4 separate regions of the Homo sapiens genome follow, and all the other regions are linked to region 3. Evidence: chromatin loops called from intact Hi-C (ENCODE). Cell type or tissue: endothelial cell of umbilical vein. All regions are shown on one strand. Each heading gives the region's core, and the rest is flanking DNA. Links, peaks and the distances in the headings are about the cores only. Region 1 overlaps CASC15 (cancer susceptibility 15). Region 2 has its middle 31 kb from the start of CASC15. Region 3 overlaps CASC15 (cancer susceptibility 15). Region 4 overlaps CASC15 (cancer susceptibility 15).

What was found. Peaks named below come from ENCODE experiments on the same cell type or tissue, not always from the same donor. Only the 100,000 strongest peaks of a DNase experiment are listed, where the experiment ranks them.
Region 1: it touches region 3 in a loop (4-fold over the local background); 3 of 110 quality-filtered maps call a loop at or near these places.
Region 2: a loop joins it to region 3, with 6 times the contacts of the local background. A loop is called at or near these places in 2 of 110 quality-filtered maps.
Region 4: a loop joins it to region 3, with 4 times the contacts of the local background. A loop is called at or near these places in 2 of 110 quality-filtered maps.

The regions. Positions count from the first base shown.
Region 1 is chr6:21,932,454-21,938,573 of GRCh38, reverse strand. All of the region lies in intron 5 of CASC15 (cancer susceptibility 15), which reads right to left. Among named protein-coding and RNA genes, the nearest start is that of NBAT1, 210 kb to the left of the region's middle. In endothelial cell of umbilical vein, for the core only: a CTCF peak has its summit at 2,816 (motif pointing right); a DNase peak (open chromatin) is centred at 5,053; H3K27ac peaks cover 1,609 bases.
Region 2 is chr6:21,632,148-21,638,267 of GRCh38, reverse strand. No RefSeq gene overlaps it. Among named protein-coding and RNA genes, the nearest start is that of CASC15, 31 kb to the left of the region's middle. In endothelial cell of umbilical vein, for the core only: no CTCF peak of the experiment used is centred there; a DNase peak (open chromatin) is centred at 3,487; H3K27ac peaks cover 2,179 bases.
Region 3 is chr6:21,766,285-21,772,404 of GRCh38, reverse strand. All of the region lies in intron 2 of CASC15 (cancer susceptibility 15), which reads right to left. Among named protein-coding and RNA genes, the nearest start is that of CASC15, 100 kb to the right of the region's middle. RefSeq lists enhancers at 1,320-1,819, 2,343-2,956. In endothelial cell of umbilical vein, for the core only: no CTCF peak of the experiment used is centred there; DNase peaks (open chromatin) are centred at 694, 2,824 and 4,084; H3K27ac peaks cover 4,363 bases.
Region 4 is chr6:21,944,989-21,951,108 of GRCh38, reverse strand. All of the region lies in intron 5 of CASC15 (cancer susceptibility 15), which reads right to left. Among named protein-coding and RNA genes, the nearest start is that of NBAT1, 200 kb to the left of the region's middle. In endothelial cell of umbilical vein, for the core only: no CTCF peak of the experiment used is centred there; a DNase peak (open chromatin) is centred at 3,048; H3K27ac peaks cover 1,437 bases.

The DNA.
Region 1 (6,120 bases), core at 694-5,693, 170 kb before region 3:
AGATTCTTCTGCCTCAGCCTCCAGAGTAGCTGGCACTACAGGCGTGTGCCATCACGCCCGGCTAATTTTTGTATTTTTAGTAGAGATGGGGTGTCATCATATTGGCCAGGCTGGTCTCGAACTCCTGACCTCGTGATCCGCCCGCCTCGGCCTCCCAAAGTGCTGGGATTACAGGCGTGAGCCACCGTTCCCGGCCTCACTTGGGCAACTATTAATTGACGTACCTGCATATACTTATGCCTCCAAAGCCCTCATCTTGTAAGAAATCTAATACTATTCTTTAAGTAGAAAAATGTAATATACTGATGACCTAGCTCAGGAATCCTACGGAATACAGTCTTAAGTTTCCTTGACTTTTGCCTCAGGGACTAATGAGAAGAAGGCCTCAGATTCTTTAATTGATGGCTCTGGAACTGACCAGTGATAAAGAAGATTGATCTTTCATTTGAAGGCATGCTTAGTGTTTGGGTTACAGTTATATGAAATAATTATGTAGAAGAAAACTGCACAAGCATAAGGCACTGTGCTACGCTTTGTGGGATTATAAAAGTATATGAGACCTATTCCTACCTTCAAGCAGCTTAGAGTCTTCACTATCAGACAGCACACAATATTATGTAAACCAAATACAAAGATGTCAATGAATACTTATGTTAATTAGAGCCATCCTTATTTTTCTCTAAGATCTAACACGATCACAGGGGTTCTAAGTCTGGAAACTATATTTCTCAGATTCCTTGGCCAGCAAGGTTCTAGGTTTAGGTTCTTTCAAAGGCACTTATACAAAACTGGAAGATGGCAGAATCCATTTGTCTTTGACTCTGGCAGCAATAGCAGCAGCAGATTTGTACAGAGTCTTGTAACACAAGCTCTAGGCGCTGGTCTCCTGTAGTGACTGAGTAGGCCGTGGTGGGGCGACGAAGACATACTCTGGCATTAGAAGTAATAGTTTCCTGCAGTTACTGGTCTAGGAAACACCGACACCTCCACCATTCATTTGCTGCTCTAGTCCTTTTAACAGTTACAACCTAATTCCCTGTATTGACTCCTACCCTGCTTGAAATATTAATAGATAAATAGGTTCAGTTTCTTCGAGTGACCCATGACTCAGTCAGGAAATGGCAGAATCTCTTCTTCTGGTCTCTTTTGGAAAAAGGCTAAATCCTAGTGTACAAAACATAGTCTTCTAACTCTACCACCAACTTTTTAAAGCTATTTTTTGACCATCATTATGAGCTTTCTCTCTTAATTGCCAAAAATATGGAGAATGATGATACAGGAAAATTAATGTTTTTATATCAAACATTTGACAAAGATTAATATTCTCTTGAATTAGATATGTTTATCCTTTAGAATAGTAATGACATATTAAGTAGAGGGATGCTCCTTGAGGACAATAATATAATCACTGGAGGCTTAGCCTGTTATTAATTAAGCTTATCAAAAGTATCATTATGTGTGTGCACGCAAATCTATACATACATATTGTATGCCTTCTTTTTCTTTTCTTTTTTTTTAAGACAAGGTCTCCCTCTTTCACCAAGGCTGCAATACAGTGGTGTAATCATGACCCACTGCATCTTCCCATCTTGGCCTCCAGAGTAGCTGGGACTGGGACTACAGGTGTGCACCACCACGCCAGGCTAAGTTTTGTATTTTTTTGTAGACACAGTATCTCACTATGTTGCCCAGGCTGGTCTCAAACTCCTGGACTCAAACAACCCTCCTGCTTTGGTCTCCCAAAGTGCTGGGATTACAGGCATCAGCCACCTTACCTGGCCTCATATGCCGTCTTAATTTTTTGTCTCCTTACCTAGATTCCCATCATAATTCCATATACATATAACCTAATTATATTACATGATAATTCAGACTACCTAAAGCCTCACAGGACTCATGTACAATGTAGAAGTGACTATAGTCCCCAGAATTTACATGCACGACTGCTTTAACGTGGAAAGGAACAGCGGCCACCTCCTATGTACAAAATCAATATGGATTAGGTCAGACTTCTGGTTCTGGGTGAAATGGCATAAAAACACTTCACTCATTTCTCCCACTGAACAGAAGCATACAACCTGAACAGATATAAAGCAACTACTGGAAAAAATTCTAGAAAGTGAATAGCATCAGGGAAATCATGGAAGACCACTGGAATCAAAGTTGCAATCAAACTACTAGTGGGTTTACCATTTATTTTCTCCTAGTAGCCTCAGGCCTGAACTTAATCAAGCTGGAAACCTAGAAATGAGCACTGCTGCAGTGAAGGAGAATGCTCCAGAAGCCCTCTAGTTATGGCTCATGGACAAACAAGAGGGCTCCTAACACTCATGGACGGTGTGAAATCCTTGACTTTGTTCTCTGTTGTTTCTGCTCTTTTGTGTCTGTCATTCATGAGGTTGCTTCCAGGCAATTCCAGGACAGTGAGGGCAATGACCAGTAAAGCGGTCAGCAAGAAGGAAAACTGAGGGAGGGGAACCTTTCTCTCCATTTAGTGGAGGTGTGATGAGGCCGACCTCTATTGCTTTTTTAACTCTCACCATCCTTCTCTTGCTTGGGCCCAGAGAAAGTCCCAAATAAGGAAGTTCACAGTAGCTCCTAAAAGACTGAAAGGGGGAGCCCTAAGGAGCTAAAAAGTTCCAAGGAGAATACAGAGGAGTAGTTCAGGAAAGTGACACCATAGAGTTGCTCATGAATTCCAGGGATCATCACCAACCCTTAAATGTTTGCATCAATTGTAATTAGCATACCAAAGGCTCAGAGAATGGAACTAACAGATAGACGCACTGCACAGGTCACAGACTGACCACAAGGTGGCACACTCACAGACTAGAACCGAAGAGTACTTCAAGGACTTTGAAAAGTAAACTGATACTCCCTTGAGTATCCAACCCCCTGAAGTTAGGTTGGAACTTGGAGCCTGAACCTAACCAGATCAATTGCCTGCTTAGAGAAAAAAAAAAAAAAAAATTTCCATGGGATTAAACACAACCCAGAGACTCATAACATAATCATCAAAATATCTAGGAGAGACTCCAAAATTACTCAACATACCAAGAACCATGAGAATTTCAACTCATACCAACAACCATGAAAATTTCAACTCACACAGAAAAAGATACACATATCAATGCAACATAATACAGATGCTGAAGTTATGTGAAAAAGACTTTAAGGCAGCTACTATATGATAGAGCACTTCTTTTATGTTTGAATGAGCAATCATAAACACTCTTGAAACAAATGTTAAAATAAAGTCTTAGCAATGAAATAGAAAATACAAAAAAGAAATGAATGGAAATCTTAGAACTGGAAATGAAAATCAAAATTTTAAATTCACTGGATGAACTCAAAAGCAGAGTGGAGATGACAGGGGAAAAGGTTATTGGACTTGAAGATAAATCAATAGACATTACCTACTCTGAATAACAGGAAGAAACAGGTTAAGAATTATATGAGCAGAACTTCAGAAATATATGACTGAATAACTGAAGGTCTAACATTCAGGTCCTTGAAGTCCCTAAAGGAGATGGGCAATAATGCGTGCTAGAATTATGTTTAAAGAAGTAAGAGGCCGGGTGCAGTAGCTCACACCTGCAATCCCAGCAGTCTGGGAAGCTGAGGCAGGTGAAGCACCTGAGGTCAGGAGTTCGAGACCAGTCTGGCCAATATGGTGAAACCCCATCTCTACTAAAAACACAAACATTAGCTGGGCATAGTGGCGCATGCCTGTAATCCCAGCTACTTCAGAGGCTGAGGCAGTAGAATCGCTTGAACCTGGGAGGCGGAGGTTGCAGTGAGCAGAGATCGCACCACTGCACTCCAGCCTGGGTGACAGAGCGAGACTCCATCTCAAAAAAAAAAAAAGAAAAACCCACAAAATTAGCTGGGTGTGGTGGCGCATGCCTGTAATCCCAGCTACTCGGGAGGCTGAGGCAGGAAAATTGCTTGAACCCGGGAGGCGGAGGTTGAAGTGGGTCGAGATTGCGCCACTGCACTCCAGCCTGGGTGACAGGGCAAAACTCTGTCTTAAAAAAAAAAAAAAAAAAAAAAAAGAAGTAGGAGTGGAAAATTTGCCAGGTATTGCGAAGATAAACCTACAGTTTCAAGAATCTATGCAAATCCTAAATAGCGTAAATTCAAACAAATTCATGCTAAGATAAACTGCTAAAAACTAAGGACATTCTGTTTTGGGTGATGAAAATATTCTAAAACCAGAGAATGCTGATAGTTACACAACATTGTGAATGTAATTAACACCACTGAATTACACATTGTAAAATGGTTAAAATGGTAAAATTACCACAATATTTTAAAAAACTCAAGACAGAAAATGATCTTCAAAGCAGAGTAGAATGACAGATACATTACATCAAAGTAACATTGATTAGAAAACAATGATTAGAATGATTATGGATCTTTAACATAAACTATCAAGACCAGAAGGAAGTAGCAAAAAACTTTTAAAGAACTGTCATCTTTTAAAGTAAATACTTGTCAATCTAAAATAATGAACTGTTGGCCAGGTGCGGTGGCTCACACCTGTAATCCCAGCACTCTGGGAGGCCGAAGTGGGCAGGAGATGGAGACCATCCTGGCTAACAAGGTGAAACTCCATCTCTACTAAAAATATTAAAAAATTAGCCGGGCGTGGTGGCAGGTGCCTGTAGTCCTAGCTACTCTGGAGGCTGAGGCAAGAGAATGGCCTGAACCCGGGAGACGGAGCTTGCAGTGAGCCAAGATCGCGCCACTGCACTCCAGCCTGGGAGAGAGAGCAAGATTCCGTCTCAAAATAATAATAATAATAATAATAATAATAATAAAATAAAGTAATGAACTGTCATCCTAGATTTTGTATCCAGTGAAAGCATCTATCAGGAATAATGATAAAATAAAGGCATTTGTGGATTAAGGGAAACTTTCACACTGTATAGTCAGCAAACTTGCTCTAAAAGAATTACTAAAGGAAGTTCTTCAGACAGAAGGAAAATGACAATAGAAGGAAACATGAGTAACAGGAACAAAGGAAGAGTGACAGAAATGATGAGTATCTGAATAAAATATATTACTCTTCAACTCTTTACATTGTGTTTGATAGTCAAAAGCAAAAAGTACCTAATGAGATTTTCAATGTATGCAGATGTTACACATAGACAATAAAGATGTAAAAGAGGGAGTGGAAAGGAACTTATAAGATGGTAAGTGTATTACATCCCCAAGAAAGTAATAAAATACTAACTATAAGTAGATGTTAAACAGTTAAATATGTATTTTGTAATCCATGGAGCAACCACTAAAAAAGCTATACAAAGAGATATCGTCAAAATCATAATAAATTAACAGGCCATACTAAAAATGCTCAAATATAAAAAAAAGTCAGAAGTAAAAAAAGAAAACAACAATAAAAAAGAGAAACAAGCCAGATGTGGTGGCTCACGTCTATAATCCCAATACTTTGGGAGGCCGCTTGAGCCCAGGAGCTTGAGACCAGCCAGGGCAAATAGGGAGACTCCATCTCTACAAAAGATTAAAAGTTAGCCAAGTATGGTGGTACACGCCTGTAGTTCCAGCTACTCGGGAGGTTGAGGTAGAAGGATTGCTTGAGCCCAGGAGGTCAAGGCTGCAGTAAGCCCTGATCATGCTACCGCACTGTCAGCCTGGGTGACAAGGCGACATGCTATCTCAAAAAAAAAAAAAAAAAAAAAAAGAGAAACAAACAAGAAATAATGAAATGGTAGATCTAAATCCAAATGTATCAATAATTACAATAAATGCACATGGTCTAAAACACAATTAAAAGTCAGAGATTGTCATATTGGACTAAAAACTATGACTCAATATAGTCTATTTATAAGAAATTGACTTCAAATATATTTATATAGGTAGGTTAAAAGTAAACTACAAAAAGTATAAGGCAAACAAAAATTAGAAATCTAGAAAAGCAAACGATATCAGAAAAAAGGCAAAAGACATGAACAGACATTTCACCAAAGAGGATACGCAGATGGCAAATAAGTACATGCAAAATTTTTTTTTTTTTTTTTTTTTTTTTGAGATGGAGTCAAGCACTGTTGCCCGGGCTGGAGTGCAATGGCATGATCTTGGCTCACTGCAACCTCT
Region 2 (6,120 bases), core at 617-5,616, 130 kb after region 3:
AAAATACAAAAATGAGCTGGGCATGGTGACACACACCTGTAGTCCCAGCTACTCAGGAGGCTGAGGTGGGAGGATCACTTGAGCCTGGGAGGTTGAGGCTGCAGTGAGTCAGGATCATGTCACTGCACTCTAGCCTGGACGACAGATAAGACTCTGTATCAAAAATAAATAAATAGCCCAGGCGTGGTGGCTCACACCTGTAATCCCAGCACTTTGGGAGGCCAAGGCGGGTACATCGCAAGGTCAGGAGTTCGAGACCAGCCTGGCCCGATATGGTGAAACCTGTCTACTATAAATACACAATTAGCCAGGTGTGGTGGTGTGCGCCTGTAGTCCCAGCTACATGGGAGGCTGAGGCAGAAGAATCGCTTGATCCCGGGAGACAGAGATTGTGGTGAGCAGAGATTGCACCACCATTGCACTCCAGCCTGGGTGACAAAGAGACACTCTGTCTCAAAAAAAAAAAAAAAAAAAAAAAAAAAAAAAAATATATATATATATATATATATATATATATATATATATGTATGTATGTATATATATAAAACATAAAATAAAAAATAAAAATAATTTATAGAGAAAGTTCTTATTTTCTCTCATGCTTTTGAAATATTTCATCTGAGTGGGAAACTGTCCAGAGAATATGGGATATGAAAGAAGAAAACAATTTCTTCTGACTTCTAATTTCCCAGTGACTAAATATTTTATACTAGAATACCTGCACAGTCAAAGTAATCTCAAGATATAAATTAGCTATCTTAAAAAGTGACTCCTGAAGTAACCATTTAGCTTGAAAGGAATATATCTTTATCTTGGAACAAAGAATAACTTAAGGATATTAATATAAATTATGAACAATTCTCATTATGGTCAGAAGGAACTATTACTATTTTGTTGCTATTTTTAGCATCCAAATCACATAATTCTTTAAAATGAAATTATAACAGTAGAAGCATTAGCTTAAGTCGACTTAGGCAATATAAATAGTGTGAGTTAAAGAAAATGTTTAAAGGTACCACTTTTTAGATTATTGCCAAAATCTGAGAAATAGTCTAGTTCCCATGAGATGTGTTCCTATTATTTGTGAAATCTGCTCACTTACTAATATAACTAGCATGCACTCTTCTGTTCATATTTTGCTTAACTGCCTTGCCAAATTTACACTGTTTTTTTTTTTGCAATGAATAGTATTACTACACCAAAATCCCATTGCTCTTTATCATATTTTTTAAAATTATAAAACAGAATGTTTAGTCTATTGGCCAAGACTTTCTGGTATGTTGTTGCAGCTCTATTCCAGAACATTTCTAATGCAGTGGGAGAAGATTTTCTTCCATTAAAGGAAGCTAATAGATGTTATCTCTTTCATCCTATCACAGGTGAAGCACTAATTTAGTCACTGTTTCTGTACTAAAGCTCTTTCCAGTAAAAATGGACAATCCATGAGGCAAGGATTCACATATAATACCTTAAAGTAACTTTTATATAAATGTCTTAAATGCATTAGTTTTCTTATTTTTATTTCTTTTATTTTTGTTTTGAGATGAAGTCTCACTCTGTTGCCCAGGCTGGAGTGCAGTGGTGTGATCTCGGCTCACTATAACCTCCGCCCTCCGAGTTCAAGCGATTCTCCTGCCTCAGCCTCCCAAGTACCTGGAATTACAGGCGCCTGCCACCGTGCCCGGCTAATTTTTTGTATTTTTAGTAGAGACAGAGTTTCACCATGTTGGTCAGGCTGGTCTCGAACTCCTTACCTTGTGATCCGCCTGCCTCGGCCTCCCAAAGTGCTGTGATTACAGGTGTGAGCCACCACACCCGGTCTTTAGTTTTTTTTGTTTTTGTTTTTTGTTTTTTGAGAGGGAGTCTTGCTCTGTAGCCAGGCTGGAGTACAGTGGCGCTATCTCGGCTCACTGCAACCTTCGCCTCCCGGGTTCAAGTGACTCTCCTGCCTCAGCCTCCCAAGTAGCTGGGATTACAGGCGCATGCCACCACGCCCAGCTAATTTTTGTATTTTTAGTAGAGACGGGGTTTCACCATGTTGGCCAGGATTGTCTCGATCTCTTGACCTCGTGATCTGCCCGCCTCAGCCTCCCAAAGTGCTGAGATTACAGGCGTGAGCCACCGCACCCGGCTATTTTTTTTTTATATGATCAAGCAGCCAATACTTTGTTTTAGTGTAAGTATTAGTATTTCAGGAATTTGTTTTTTCTCTCATCTCTTCTGCATTAAGTCAACTGATTAGCACCTTAAAGAACTCCCAGACCCCAATCACTACTACAGAATGTTTGTTTGTTTGGGTTTTTTGTTTGTTTGTTTGTTTTTTAGATAAGGTCCTGCTCTGTTGCCCGAGCTAGAGTGCAATGGTGCTATGACAGCTCACTGCAGCCTCAACCTCCTGGGCTCAGGTGATCCGATCCCCCCAGCTCAGTCTCCCAGGTAGCGGACTACAAGGGTGCATCATCACACCTGGCTAACTTTCTGTATTTTCAGTAGAGAGAAGGTTTTGCTACGTTGCCCAGGCTGGTCTCGAACTGCTGTGCTGAAGTGATCCTCACACCCGGCCTCCCAAAGTGCTGAGATTACAGGCATGAGCCACCGCACCCGGTCATGAATGATAATCTCGATATTGATTTCTAAATCAATGTTCATGATGGATGACAAATCCAAACATCAATTCAAATTGCAATAAATTAATCATTGTCACCAAAACCATGATCTGTCCCTACTTTTTGACACTTTATCATTGAATATATCACCTTACAGCACCAATCTTCCTGACACCCTACTTCACCTTCAGTTCACTGGTTCCTCCTGGCCACCTTAAAGATAGGCCTGGAATGGTAACTCTTCTTCAGCAGCCAGGAAACATTTATAAAGTAATGGCCGGGCACGGTGGCTCATGCCTGTAATCCCAGCGCTTTGGGAGTCCGAGGTGGGCAGATCACCTGCGGTCAGAAGTTCGAGACCTGCCTGGCCAACATGGCGAACCACTGTCTCTACTAAACATACAAAAATTAGCCAGGCATGGTGGTGGGTACCTGTAATCCCAGCTACTCAGGAGGCTGAGGTAAGAGACTTGCTTGAACCCAGGGGGCGGAGCAGTGAGCCGAGATCACACCATTGCACTCCAGGCTGGGTGACAAGAGCAAGATTCAATCTCAAAAAAAAAAACAAAAAAAAAAAACAAAAAAACTTAAAGACAATATTGGACTTCCCACAAGAATGTGTGGCAAATCAAACTCATTCAGAAAACACAACAAAATCCCCCAAAAAGGCATGTACCTAGAAAAAGACAGGTTTAAACTAACTTTAGGCAAGGACTTTGCTTCCTGGTATTTCCAAATCCCATTTCCCACCACTGTTGCTTGGATGACCTTGAGTTGACACTGTAGTTTCAACTCCATATCTAACACCAGTAATCATGGTGTCACACAATCCACTTCATGTCTGCTTTCCTCTTTAATGGAGCAGGCAAACAACAGCAACTCTCCCGGAATTAGGGCAGACAACCCTTACAAAATCGCTAGATGAATCATGCCTGCTTCATATCCTGAGCAAATCTAGGTCCACTTCCAACAGTCTACTAACAATAACCAGAAAATACACGCAGAACTAGATGCATCATGAGCCCATCACGAGTTAACTGTTTCAATCTCAGAGAATAAGTTAGATTCCATGCCAATGAAATAGATACAATTTTTTAAAAAACAGCACTCACATCTCTAGCTCTGTAACTTTTATCTACTCAAGTTTTATTATAGAAGACATCAGAAATATGCAAATATAAGTAGAATAATGGGTTATTTTAGGTTCATTGTCTATTAATTCTCTTTCATAAAATCTGAGCAACAGGCTGGGGGCAGTGGCTCATGCCTGTAATCCCAGGACTTTGGGAGGCCAGGGCGGGCAGATCACCTAATGTCAGGAGTTCAAGACCAGCCTGGCCAATGTGCTGAAACCCCGTCTCTACTAAAAATACAAAAAGTAGCCGGTATGGTGGCAGGCTCCTGTAATACCAGCTACTTGGGAGGCTGAGGCAGGAGAATCACTTGAACCAGGGAAGCAGAGCTTGCAGTGAGCCAAGATCTGGCCATTGCATGCCAGCCTGGGCAACAGGAACAAAACTCCGTCTTAAAAAAGAAAAAAAATTGAAGAAAGAGATCACCTCGGTTACCTAGATTGAAGTAAAATATTTTAAAAGTAATTATATCCTTGATTTTCCAGTGGCTACTCCTTTTCTCAATTTGTGCACGCATACAATGGGAAACTAAAACCTATGGAAAAGAAGAGCAATATAAACACATCAAACACCAATATAATTTCTGTGGTTGTACATTAAACCTATCCCTGACTTTCCTTGCAAATGAACCATGAGATATATGACAGGATATGTTGTATAACAGTCATTGTTTGATCAAAGAAATAAAAAAACATACACTTTTTTTTTTTTTTTTTTTTTTGAGACAGGATCTCCCTCTGTTGCCCAGGCTGGAGTGCAGTGGCGCAGTCTGGGCTCACTGCAACCTCCGCCTCCTGGGTTCAAGCGATCCCCCAACCTCCACCTCCCTAGTAGCTGGGACTACAGGCGTATGCCACCACGCCCGGCTAAACACATATTGATTTTGAGAAGAGAATATTTTCCTGGTACTAAATGCAAAAGTAAAACTTTTACAGATCCATCTTCAAAGAGATTTTGAACTATATACAGGACAAACAGTCATTTGATAATTTCTTCGTAAACCTTTATGGGCTTCATTTCTTTAACAACTTGGTGAGAAAGAACACTTTTATTTTATTTTATTTTATTTATTTATTTATTTATTTATTTATTTTTTTGAGACAGACTCTCACTCTGTTGCCAGGCTGGAATGCAGTGGCGCGATCTTGGCTCACTGCAACCTCTGCCTCCCAGGTTCAAGCAATTTTCCTGCCTCAGCCTCCCAAGTAGCTGGGACTACAGGCACACGCCACCACGCCTGGGTAAATTTTGTATTTTTAGTAGAGACGGGATTTCGCCATATTGGCCAGGCTGGTCTGGAACTCCTGACCACCGTGCCCAGCGAGAGAACACTTATACAAAATAATAATAATAATACATTTATACTCAATAATGGTGGACCTGGCCAGTCACGGTGGCTCACGCGTGTAATCCCAGCAATTTGAGAGGTCGAGGTGGGTGGATCACTTGAGGTCAGGAGTTTAAGACCAGCCTGCCCAACATGATTAAACCCTGTCTCTACTAAAAATACAAAAATTAGCTGGGTGGGGTGGTGGCGCACCTGTAATCCCAGCTACCTAGGAGGCTGTGGCAGGAGAATCGCTTGAACCTGGCAGGCAGAGGTTGCAGTGAGCAGACATCATGCCACTGCACTCCAACCTAGGTGATAGAGCAAGACTCCGCCTTAAAAAAAAAAAAAAAGGGGGTGGAGCCGACTTCAGGTGGTAGGAATGGGGAGGAGAGTATGAATAGGAGTTAGGAGTGACTACTCAAGTAATAATTTGTTAAAGAAGCCTTTGCAATCACCCTTTCTCTTTAGCACCCTGTAACTACTGCCCTTCCTCTAGGCTTTCTCTAAGTCGATGTTACTCAAAGTCTGGTTTGTGGACCAACTGCCGATCTGCAGACTGACTGTTACTGGAATGCAGGGAGGTCAATTGCAAAATTGAGAGTAAGCATTTAAAATAATTTGACAGAATTACTTTTGAATATTGAATCTAATAAAATAAAATGTAAGGTGACCCTTTTAATATGTTTAATATTTTTATTTTTCTTCTAATTTCATTGTGTTTTATAAAAGTGGCATCCTGCAACAGATTGAAAATTTAAAAAACAAAACTTGTTCTTTACCACAGATAAAAACGTACTTTAGATCTCTGTTTCTCAAACTTCAGTGGTCACGTACTACTCTCATGATTTTGTCATATCTGTATACCTATTTTATCATTTATTCAATATCTTTCTTTAAACAAAAATTACTTTTTAATTTAAATACTTTTTTCTTTTTTTTTTGGAGACAAAGTTTCACTCTTGTTGCCCAGGCTGGAATGCAATGGCACGATCTTGGCTCACTGCAACCTCCTCCTCCTGGGTTCAAGTGATTCTCCTGCCTCAGCCTCTCG
Region 3 (6,120 bases), core at 423-5,422:
GGAAAGCCACTTTCACAATTCTGCTGTAAGACAAAAATATCCCTAAGGTAGGAAGTATTAAATTGCATCAATGTTGAGAACAATAACCCCAATAACAAGAATAATTATAGTATAATATTATTATAATAAGGTACCTTTCATCCAAGACTCAGAATGTTTTGCAAACATTCTCTCATGCTGGGATAATACTGCTAGGGAATTAGAATATAAGGAATTTTAATGACTTGTCTCAGGTCACTGGTCAGCTTGAGTGGTGCACCAAGATGCAGATATCTGATTGTGGTCTGCTGATCTAACAAACTGACCACATCACTTTCAATTAATAATTTGGAGAGTTCTATTTCAGGACAATTTTCAAGGAAACCCATATTAGCTCTTCCATTAAATTCTGATTATGTTCCGTCTCTGTTTCCATTACTCCCCTCTCCACCCACCCATAGCACAGTTAAGAAAGAGTATAATTGGGGAAAGCTCCCAAAGTGATCTCCCTGCATGGAATATATCTCTTTCCCTCTCTCCTAACATTCCTCTGGCACAAGACAGAAAGCAAAGCTTCCTCAGACATTGGTTTTGTGATATCCTTCCCCAGGACTGGAAGCAAGACGGTTCCCCACTGCCTATCAGAATATTTAAAGTTCTTGATCACCAATCTCATGCTCGTGTCATTTCCTCCACACATTCCTGGCACACGAACATTTCCTGTTCTCATTGTTCCCCTGGTGTGTCTGTTCATGCTATAGTTGTCTTTTTCTAAAAAGCCTCCATAATTTCTACTTGCCTGGGATCCCTAAACACGTACTTAGTGCATCCCAGCCACCCTAGCCACATAGCCGGCTGCAAGGACATCCAATTTCTCTTTAACACTTTTAGAAATGAAGAAGGCACTGCTCTGAAAAACAGTGCTCTGTCGAGCATTTTAATCGTGAGAAACCTCTTATTTGAGCTGGATTCTTGTGTGCTCACTTGTACATCTACCCAACAGGCCCCATGCTGCATCTTAAATTGATGTAGAACAAATAAACTTGTTCTGTAACAAAATGTCTTTGCAATGTTTGAAAATAACTATTTTGTTTGTCCTTAATCTTTTCGGCTCTAAGCTCATATGCCAAGGCCCTTCAACTATTCCTCAAGAGACCTGGTTTCTAGACCCTTTGCCTTCCAAAGAAATACCTCTAATTCAGTGCTACTTAACTATTATTCATGTCATGCACCCAGAGTAAATAATACCATTTGTACAGCATATTGGGGAAATAAACAAGGGTTTTAGGCAGGCCGGACCAGATTGAGGACTCTAGGTCTGAGCCCTAGCCTACGGTTGTAGGGATTGATGTTTAGATGTTAAGTCATGCCTGATACCCAAATAGGAAGCTCCATGATAACTTTATTAAAATCTGGCACCCAAAAGTGAACACATTCTGCACAGATCATCTTAAATCCAATTTATTTCAGCAAACTTCCCCCCAAAACTAAAGCCAACACTCATTTTTCCTCTTCCTGACTACAAAGCGCATATCTGCTTGAACTGATGACATTTGATTGTGTGTGTGTGTGTGTGTGTGTGTGTGTATATATATATATATATATATATATATATATATAATTTTTTTTTTTTTTTGAGACAGAGTCTCGCTCTGTCGCCCAGGCTGTAGTGCAGTGGTGTGATCCTGGCTCACTGCAAGCTCCGCCTCCCGGGTTCACGCCATTCTCCTGCTTCAGCCTCCTGAGTAGCTGGGACTACAGGCACCCACCACCACGCCTGGCTAATTTTTTTTTGTATTTTTAGTAGAGACTGGGTTTCACCGTGTTAGCCAGGATGGTCTCGATCTCCTGACCTCCTGATCTGCCCGTCTCGGCCTCCCAAAGTGCTGGGATTATAGGCGTGAGCCACCGCGCCCAGCCCTCGATGATACATATTTTAAGATTTTCTGAAGTAGGTATCTTAATTAATGTGTGTCAGACTCACTTTTCCCAAAAATGACTACAACTTCATTAGGAGCCATGTTTCTTTGCAATTATCATTATGCCTAAAAGAACACAGTGCAGGTTGGGCACATGGTAAAGCCTCACCAAAACATCTGCAGAACTGAATTATGCAGCCTCTCTACAGGAAAGCCATGGCTTAGAGGCCACAGTCTAGTTTAAAAGATATAAACCTCACCTGAAGAGGAAGTTTATTGCTCTGTCTGTTTATTCACACAGAGTCTAAACAATGACACAGACTTTCAGACTGGAAAACTTAGTACAAATAAATGCTTCCAGACAGGTCTGGATTGGGAAGGAGGGCCATGGAATTCCTTCTCCTATCTGGGTTATTGAGCCCAGACAGTCATCACTCAAGTTATAAACACTACTAAATGATGTTGCATAGTTTTATTTAAAGCTATATTTGATTTCAGATTAGACTTTAACATTTAATAAATTTCCCATCAGTATATGGGAAGAGTGGAGACTATTTTGATTTAAGCGTTATTTCAAATATGAAACTCAAGCTGTGTTAGTTAAAAAGGGCTCTAGTTATAATTCAGTCTCACAGTAAGGTCAGGACTCTTGGATTCCCCTAATCCTTCTCCTCTAGGGCTGAAATGCCTGGGAATTCAGTGAATTTACATATTCTTTCCTGACCACAAAGCTGTCACAGGGCCCTAGCCAAACTCTCTCACTCCTCCAGATTCAAGCTGACTTATCTCTGTAACACTCAGCTCAGAATTCAGCTGGGAGAGAGTCTGCTTTAAGGGAGCAACTCTACCACTGAAAAAGCAGTGGCACCCTCCTTTCCAGGAGGTGAGATCTTACTCATTTTCCTCCTCTCCCACATCTCTTGGCGCAAGCCAGTAAATGTGAAGCTCTAATAGATTAATGAAAAGTCGGCACTGATCCCTCTGGACTCCATCCATTTTTAAGTGAGCTATGAGAACTTGGACACATTACAGATCCTGGAAGAATGAAATATGAGGAGAGAAAAGGAAGTTTGACACATGCAGAGAAACTGATCTCTGGGGCTAGGGAGAAGCTAAGAGAGAGGAAATTTTGGGACAGAAGGCATAATACAAACTTAATTCACGGATCATACACTACTGAAGAATAAAGACTGACTTCCCCATTAAAGTTTGAAAGTTGAGCAGCTAATACGAACTTGGGATTTCATGCAAAAACAATCATGCAGCTATTGACAGGCTAAATAAGGAGTTCAGTGCTACCTTAATTCATCTGACATTCACTCTACCTGCCCTGTCTATGCGAGGTAGTTAAAGAGGGAAAAGCAATTTTACATGGAAAATAAAAGATAAGGTTAAAAAAAAATAACAATTCCACTACAAAACAGACTAAGTTTGTCCTTCTTACCTTTATGAATCGCAAGCAGAAAAAAGTGGTAATTCTGGAGTGACCCTAGGACAAGGACAGAGATCACCTGGGGCAAATTTTCGAAGCAGATCTTCAGGGAAAAAATAAATCCCAACTCTAATTCTATCCCTGAAACTGGCATTTCCATGCAAATCTATTCTGTTCATTAAAAGCCAATATTATTCTGAAGTGCCACAAATCCATGAGTTTGGCCAGTACTGAGGAATCTATTAATTTTAATTCTACAGTAATTCCTTTAAAAGTCTGAAAGGTTGGTGGTATAAGGAAGAAAAACTAATTTAACCCACATTTATATAGCAACAAATAACTGGTAAACAAAAATCTCCATTCTAGTGTACATTAATATCCATTTTTTAAAAAATCAAATAAGACCATTTGAAAAAAGGAAAATTATGTTAGATTAACATCTGATTCTGTGCTGGGCACTTAGTAGGTGTTCAATAAATTATGATTGAATAAAAAACCCATTTCTTTAAAACACCAGAACTTACTAAGTAAAAACAGTGTATTAAAGATTACCTTCTCATGGGTAAGGAATGCAGGAAAGAAAAATGAAAATGCTATTACTGCTTAAATCTCCCACAAGAGCATGACCAAAGGAAATGAAAGTCTAAAACAAGTACTAAAAACATTTCATGAGTCACAATATTTATGCTACAACTCTTTCAAATTAACCAATTCTGTAATCATCCCTGAGAAATGAATATGGCTTAGAAAGATAAAAGAACGTTGTTGAGCTCAACCAAAATTATTGTGACACTAAAGTTATTTTGAGACAGTGTGCAGGTAGATGTAACTATTATAAGATAATATTACAAGAAATGTTTTCAACAGGGCTGCACAGTTTTTGAGTGCACACAATTCTGAGATTTTCTCCACTCAGTACCATGACTAGGATAAGCTCTGTCTTCCTGTCTTTCCACAATCTGTTTTTGCTGACTATTGTCTATGGGCACGGTTTATAATTTTTCATTATTTTCTGGAGACTTCCTATTTCACAACCATATCTTGGTGCCAGTATCATTTTACATTTACAAATAAAGTCTATTCTAAATGACTTAGCTACAAATCCGTGGTAATGTCTCAGTTTAGGTAAGCAGTTTTTAGCTTTCTCAAGATCCTCTACTTAAGATACATTAAATTTTTATTTTCTCATGGACCCATTTTAATTTTTTTTTAAAGAACTGAGAGTCATCTGTATAAGGCTGCACTGTCCTGTCCAATGCTGCCCAACAAAATGAAGCCAAGTGGACTTAAGATAAAATTATCAAACTTCACCTGAAATTTTTAAACAAAAACAACTCTTTCCCATTAAAATAATTCAGGTCAGAGTAATTCTGTATCTCTCTGGAAGGTTTTATTTCTTTGATTATAAAAGTGCCTCACTTTCATAAACTACTAATTAGATAATACACTTTTCATATTTGTCAGTGCTTAGATTTGATTTCCCAATCAATTCATTTTGTTTTGACATTTCTCATTCATTTCAACTTTGAGACTGAAAATATACATTATTCTTGTTGCATGAAAAACTATTTTCAGATTACTTTTACATAATGATGTTTACATAGACTTGAACAGACAAATTTGAAATTTTTGATCCACATAGGTTGAATTTTTAAAATTTAGTATAAACATATATGTGTGTGTGTGTATATATATTTGTTTGTTTGTTTTTATGAGACAGAGTCTTGCTCTGTTGCCCAGGCTGGAGTGCAGTGGCACGATCTTGGCTCACTGCAACCTCCACCTCCTAGTTTCAGGTGATTCTCCTGCCTCAGACTCCCAAGCAGCTGGGATTACAGACGTGCACCACCACGCCTGGCTAATTTTTTGTATTTTTAGTACAGACGGGGTTTCATCATGTTGGCCAGGCTGGTCTCAAACTCCTGACCTCAGGTGATTCACCCGCCTCCGCCTCCGAAAGTGCTGGGATTACAGGCATGAGCCACCATGCCTGGCCTACAAATTAGTATAAATATATTACGGCAGACCAAAACACCAAAGTCTTCTATCAAATGGCAGAAGAAGGCAAGGACTGAATATTCCCTGAAAACAGGACCACATCGTACACCCAACCTTACAGAAGAATGGCTCCCTTCTGCTCACAATAAAACAGCAAGAGCAGAAGATGCCCTAGTGAGCAGGCTTCCTCAGCTCTCCAGGACACCCAAGCACACGCAAGGTGCTCCGAGATGCCGGGTAGGGAGGCAGGTGGCCCCTCTGTGAATACAGAGAGTGGCTACTGAGCAAAAGCTCTGCAATGATTGAATAGGCTCAGAGTTGAAGGGCAATGGAACAATCAAAGACAGGTTCCTCCTTAAGGAGAATATCCAGCCCAAGCTGCAGTAGACTTAAGTGTTGCCCATAGAATTCCTTGTCTTATCGCTGTTTGTAGTCCTGTTATTTGTCCTTTAGGGGTGATTTTAGCTTCAGATTTTCTATTTGAAAAATGTTGGCTGGATGCGGTGGCTCAAGCCTGTAATCCCAGCACTTTGGGAGGCCGAGGCAGGCAGATCACGCGGTCAAGAGATTGAGACCATCCTGGCTAACATGGTGAAACCCCGTCTCTACTAAAAATACAAAAAATTAGCTGGGCGTGGTCGCGCATGCCAGTAGTCCCAGCTACTTGGGAGACCGAGGCAGGAAGATCGCTCGAACCTGGGAGGCAGAGGTTGCAGTGAGCTGAGATGGTGCCACTGCACTCCAGCCTGGAGACAGAGCGAGACTCCATCTCAAAAAACAAACACAAAACAA
Region 4 (6,120 bases), core at 518-5,517, 180 kb before region 3:
AAAGCAGCCATAGACAGTACAGAAAAGGCTGGACCTGGCTGTGTTCCAACAAAACTTTATTTACAAAAACAGATGATATAAGCAGGAGTTGAATTCATCAACATTACCAATATTATTAAATTGTGGAAGGTCCAGGTTTCAATAATCCTGTCTTAAGCATAGTTTTGTCTGCTAGCACTGAAGTTGAGCTAAAAACAACTCAATTGCCATGGGCTAGTGTCTCAGCAAAGGAGCACATGTAACAATGATCTTTTGTGTCTTGAAGACCATGCCTCAGAACTGCTTGAAAAGTTTCCAGCATCAATAGAAGGAAATGCATGCTTTCTCTTTAAAGTGAGCTTGAGTCTTAGGAAACGGCATATGTATGTAAGCCAGTCAAACAGGCTGGAGATACCCAGGTGGTATAGACTCAAGTAAGGTAACTAGTTCAGTTAGAAATCAAAGCAATGATTCTAACCTGCATATAAACATCTAAGCTGATCTACCCAGTTCCACCATATTCAGTCACTCACTAGAACACCAAGCGAGATATGGAGATAAAAATATTTAACAACTGGCCGGGCACGGTGGCTCATGCCTTTAATCCCAGCACTTTGGGAGGCCGAGGCGGGGGCATCACAAGGTCAGGAGATCGAGACCATCCTGGCCAACATGGTGAAACCGTCTCTACTAAAAATACAAAACTTAGCCGGGCGTGGTAGCGGGCACCTGTAGTCCCAGCTACTCGGGAGGCTGAGGCAGAAGAATCGCTTAAACCTGGGAGGTGGAGGTTACAGTGAGCCAAGATCACGCCACTGCACTCCAGCCTGGGCAACAGAGCAAGACTCCGTCTCAAAAAAAAAAAAAAAAAATTTAACAACTAAAGTATATATCCGAAAAAGACTAGCACTGAACAAGATCTTAAGGGCCACCTGGGGGAAAAAACACTCTAATGTATCCAAAGAAATTGAGGTACAGAGGAATTGTCACTTGCCCAAGATCACAAAGCTAGGGCATAGAGGAGGCATGACCATATGACAGTAAACTATTAGTTCTAAGAAGTAGCAACCTTGCCTGCTAATGCATTGCTTTTCACATTGCATTCTCTGCCTCCACCACAGCTCCTGGAATATATCAAGGAATTAAGAAATATTGACTGAATAAACAAAGAATTAATGAAAAAAGCAAAAATGAGCCAGATCTCTTTCCCATCAAATATTGTGTGGACGAATACATTCACGGTTCAAAAAGAATATGCTATTTGTAATTTTCTTCTTGAGGTTGAATTGTGCATTTGATTCTTCAGACGCCACAATAAACTGCTGAACTAATGTGAGTGGCCTAAAGGAGGGGAAGTGCCACTCAAGGCAACTATGGTAATTCCGTCCTAAGGAATTATTTATGCATGATGAGAATCTGTCTGGAACATCAATGATGTCTTTATCTTCAACTACTACACACAGAGGACTCAGTCTGAGTGTGCTAATACTGTCTGCCCAGGTTTTCCCAGGACTTGCAAAATGTAAGCCTGATTGCTTAGAGAGGTTATGGCTTATTGCACATTATCTACACCCACTCATCCATCACTGTGAGACTTCGTGGTATACAAAGCAAGCTCCTCAAAGCAAGGGTTAGGATCTACTCTCTGATTATTCCTAGCTGTCGCCATATGTTGGCTTCCTGACAACAGACAGGACAGGTGCTGTCCCAGGAGACACTGCTGCAGAGAGAGGTTCCTACTTGACCACCATAACATCTGAAGTACCTAGCCCAGCTCCACAGTTGAAGGTCAAGTGGGAACAACCTGCATTCCTTCCACAGGTGTTGGCCTTTTAAAAGGAATGCAGACTTTGAGCTCCATTTATGTTTTCAAAATATTGCTTTTTCTTTGAACTAACATGGAATGTGTAACTTTATCCACAGACTGTGCAATTTTACAGCCACCCAATTTCTATGATATGACTCTTCAATATCTCAACTATTTTAAAAAATCCTTAGAGAATCCTACTATCAAGATCTAGAAAATAAAGTTTCTTCCTTTTTTCTTTGGAAAAGCTACATATAAATATGGGTGTGTGTGTGTGTGTGCCCCTTTATGCATATATGTATGTATTTTGTTGGTGTTTTTTGTTATTTGGGTCTTTTTTCTTAGGATGACAACCTTAATTAAAAGGGTCAGATTACTGAACAGCCACTTCTGACCCTCCTTTCTATGTCTGCAACACTGACTATTTAGCATAGGCCATTAAAGAACCAGAAATCATTCAGGGTAGGAAAAGGTCCTACTCCTTAATCACTTAGTCTTTAAAACAACACCAAATATGTTTGGATAATTTACAAAGATTCTACGAATTTTGCCAATGGCTGAAAAGCAATAAAAAAAAATTATGTTAATCAAATACATCAATTAAAACATTTAAAATATATGACCTCCAGAAATAAAGATTTTAGAGAACACCTCAGTTCTCTGGCTGTACTGATGTAACAGTCTTCTGGAACTATTAATAATACCTAACTCCCCCAAAATTTTGTAATACTGAAAAAAAACACAAACATAATAAACTTTTCATTTTATTTCACATATATATAATTTTCCAAGGTGAAATACACACACACATATACCTTTATAGAACTGAAATGCCAAATTCAAAACATCTACAAGATAAATTCAGACATCAGAAGGGGGTTTCCCACAATTACATTTGCAGTGCTATCAACAAAATCGGTTTATTTTAAGATTGCCTGCCCAATATATAAATTTCCCTTTGTGTTTGAAATACTTTTATCAGATAAGATAGCTTTTGTTTAAACTGCTATTTTCAGAATTTGCTTTGGGGGTTTTGAATGCACAGAGTGGAGTAACTTGAGATTTCCTATCCTGCTTTAAAATGTGTTTCTTCTGTCTGTTTGTATTTAGTAATTTCCTGTCAAATAACCTCACATAATTAACTTTCCTTGCTCCAACCTACTTCTTTTTTCCTATTCCTACTTCCTGAGGACAGTAATAAAATGCTGATTACATTCGGCTGTTATCTGCCTTTCCCTCCTTCTCCATCCCCCTTTCTCTCCCTTTGTGGAAGCCCCCACTCAGGTTTCAGCAGTTCATGGACAAAGAAAGACCTGGAACAGGAAGGGAAGCAAACCAGACTGCGGAAACTCTTGATCATCCATTCATCCATATTTACTGGGTAATGCTATTGCTGAGCCGGGCCCAGTAAGTAGTGGGAGATGTGCTCTGGTTTTTTTTTTTGTTGCTTTTTGTTTTTTTTTCTAAAATTCCACGAAATCCACAGACCAACTCCCCACTGCACTGTTCTGGTGCGTGTAGGAATGCCTCCCTTCTCCTTCCTGATCAAAGCTTGAGATGGCTGGGAAGAGAAGTCGTGCTAGGACAGGAAGAATGTCCACTAGCGTTTACAGAATTCCACTGACAGACAGAAATAGAAATTAAACCCTGCTATTTTTCATATAGCCTGCGTTACTTCTTGATAATTCATCTTTCTTTTCACACTAATTGTATACTTTGATCTAAATTAGGCAAGTAATTCACTAGCTGTATTACCTGGGCATTCCAAACACACACTTCCAAAGACATGGCATGGGGGAAAAAGCAAAAAATGTTGTGACTCTATTAAATATGAATTTATTTTGAGACAGGGTCTCACTCTGTTGCCCAGGCTGGAGTGCAATGGCATGGTCACAGCTCACTGCAGGCTTGACTTCCAGGGCTCAAGTGATCCTCCCACCTCAGCCTCCCGAGTAGCTGAGACTACAGGCACATGTCACCACGCCCAGCTGATTTCTTTTATCTTTTGTAGAAACAGTTTTATCATGTTGCTCAGGCCGGTCTCAAACTCCTGGGCTCAAGTAATCCTCCTGCCTCAGCCTCCTAAAGTGCTGGAATGACATGCATGCGCCACCACGCCTGGCCCAAATTTTAGTGTTAGAATCATACGTTCAGAACACAATGACTGATCATCTTCACATACATCAGGGTGCCCTAGCGCTATTGAAATGTTGGACCCAATAATTCTTTTTTGTGCAATGCTGTCCTATACATTGTAGGGTTTTGGTTGTGGTTTTACCCTAATACTATGAATATAGGACTCAATAATTCTTTGTTGTGGGGGGCTGCCCTGTTCAATGTCCTGTAGAATGTTTAGCTGTATCTATAGCCTCTACCCACTAGATGCTAGTTTTACCTTCACCTACCCCATTCATGACAACCAAAAATGTCTCTAGGCATTGACAAATGTCCCCTGGGTAAAAAAAAAAAATCACCCTCACTGAAAAGTGCTGATATACATTACACTCAGGGAAAAGAACCTGCTTCCTTACACACAAACCAAGTTGTAAAAAATCTAGCTACATCATCGTATGAAGAATTCAACCTTATAATTCCAGAAACGGCCTCTGTTCTGACCACTAAATATTTGAAGAAGTAAATGATGGTGACTTCATTTCATGAATATGCCTTGAGTTCACAAGTGGCAGACCCTGTTGTTCCAAACCTATTGCAAAGGGTAAAAGGGAAATCCCAAGGGACAAAAATTATAAACCTCATCATGGACCAGAAACAGACCACAAAGGCCAACTGGCAGGAGGAGCTAAGCCACAGGCTGCTGGAATCCAGAGCTATGAGCCAATGGTGCCTGGAGTTTGATACCTGATGGGCCCGTGGGTATAATTTACACCAAGCAGCTTCACTCCAGGGTGCATGCCTTAGAGAAACTCGTGAAGCACATCAGTTGGCATACACAAACAACAGTGTTCATAATGACACTGCTACTGATAGGAAAAATCTAAATGACCAAAAGTCTACTTATGGGAGAATGAGTAAATATATTGTAGTATATGCAAATGATGTAATATTATCCACAGCTGTAGTAGAAAAACTGCTGCTACCGGTAACACTAAGTCTTAGAAACATGATTCTGAATAAAGGGCAAGTCACAAGGTGACAGTATTTTTTATGAAGTTAAACATAAGCAAATCTTAAACCTATTACAGTTATTTTAAAAACCTACTGAAGCCGGGCGTGGTGGCTCACACCTGTAATCCCAGCACTTTGGGAGGCTGAGGCGGGTGGATCACAAGGTTAGGAGGTTGAGACCAGCCTGACCAACATGGTGAAACCCCGTCTCTACTAAAAAAAAAAATACGAAAATTAGCCAGGCACGGTGGCACGTGCCTGTAATCCCAGCTACTCAGGAGGCTGAGGCAGGAGAATTGCTTGAATCTGGGAGGCGGAGGTTGCAGTGAGCCGAGATTGTGCCACGGCACTCCAGCCTGGGTGACAGAGCAAGACTCTGTCTCAAAAAAAAAAAAAACCTATTGAAACCTATTTTTGAAAACCTAGTATGTATGTTTTTGAAGGCAAAAGAATGAGAAACACTATATTCAGACTAGTGGTTACCTCTGGGAAGGAAGTAGGAGGTTTTTATACATGTAGAGTGAACTCTATTGGAAATGTCTATGGTGAATTCACTTACTATTATGGTTCATAACATACCTACAGTTTGTAGGTGTATGTTCATGTGTGTGTATTTGTGCACCTTCATATGTATCAAATATTATATAACAATTTTATAATTTTTCTTCCAGGAAAAAGAAAAAAAGACCTAAGAAAAATGATGGTAAACTGAAAACAAAAGTAAATATTAAAGGATGTATTTCAATAAACTAAAAGGTGAAGCCAAAGAACAGTTATGGGATATAAGAAACCAGAAGCAAATAAATCAGTAAAATACCAGATGTCATTTGATTGATTTAAAAATTAATAACCAACTTTTTATGTTAAAAAGGGGAAAGTTGGCTGGGTACAGTGGCTTATGCCTGTAATCCCAGCACTTAGAGGCTGAGGTGGGCAGACTGCTTGAGCCCAGCATTTCGAGACCAGCCTGGCCAACATGGCGAAACTCTGTCTTTACATAAAATACAAAAATTAGCTGGGTGTGGAGGCATGCACCTGTAGTCCCAGCTACTTGAGGGGCTGAGGTGGGAGGATCACCTGAGCCCAGGAGGTCAAGGCTGAGTGAGCCATGATTGTGCCAGTGCATTCTAGCCTAGGTGACAGAGCAAGACCCTGTCTCAAAAAAAAAGGAGGTGGGTGGGCCATTAAAATTCCAGGCAACAAAAACA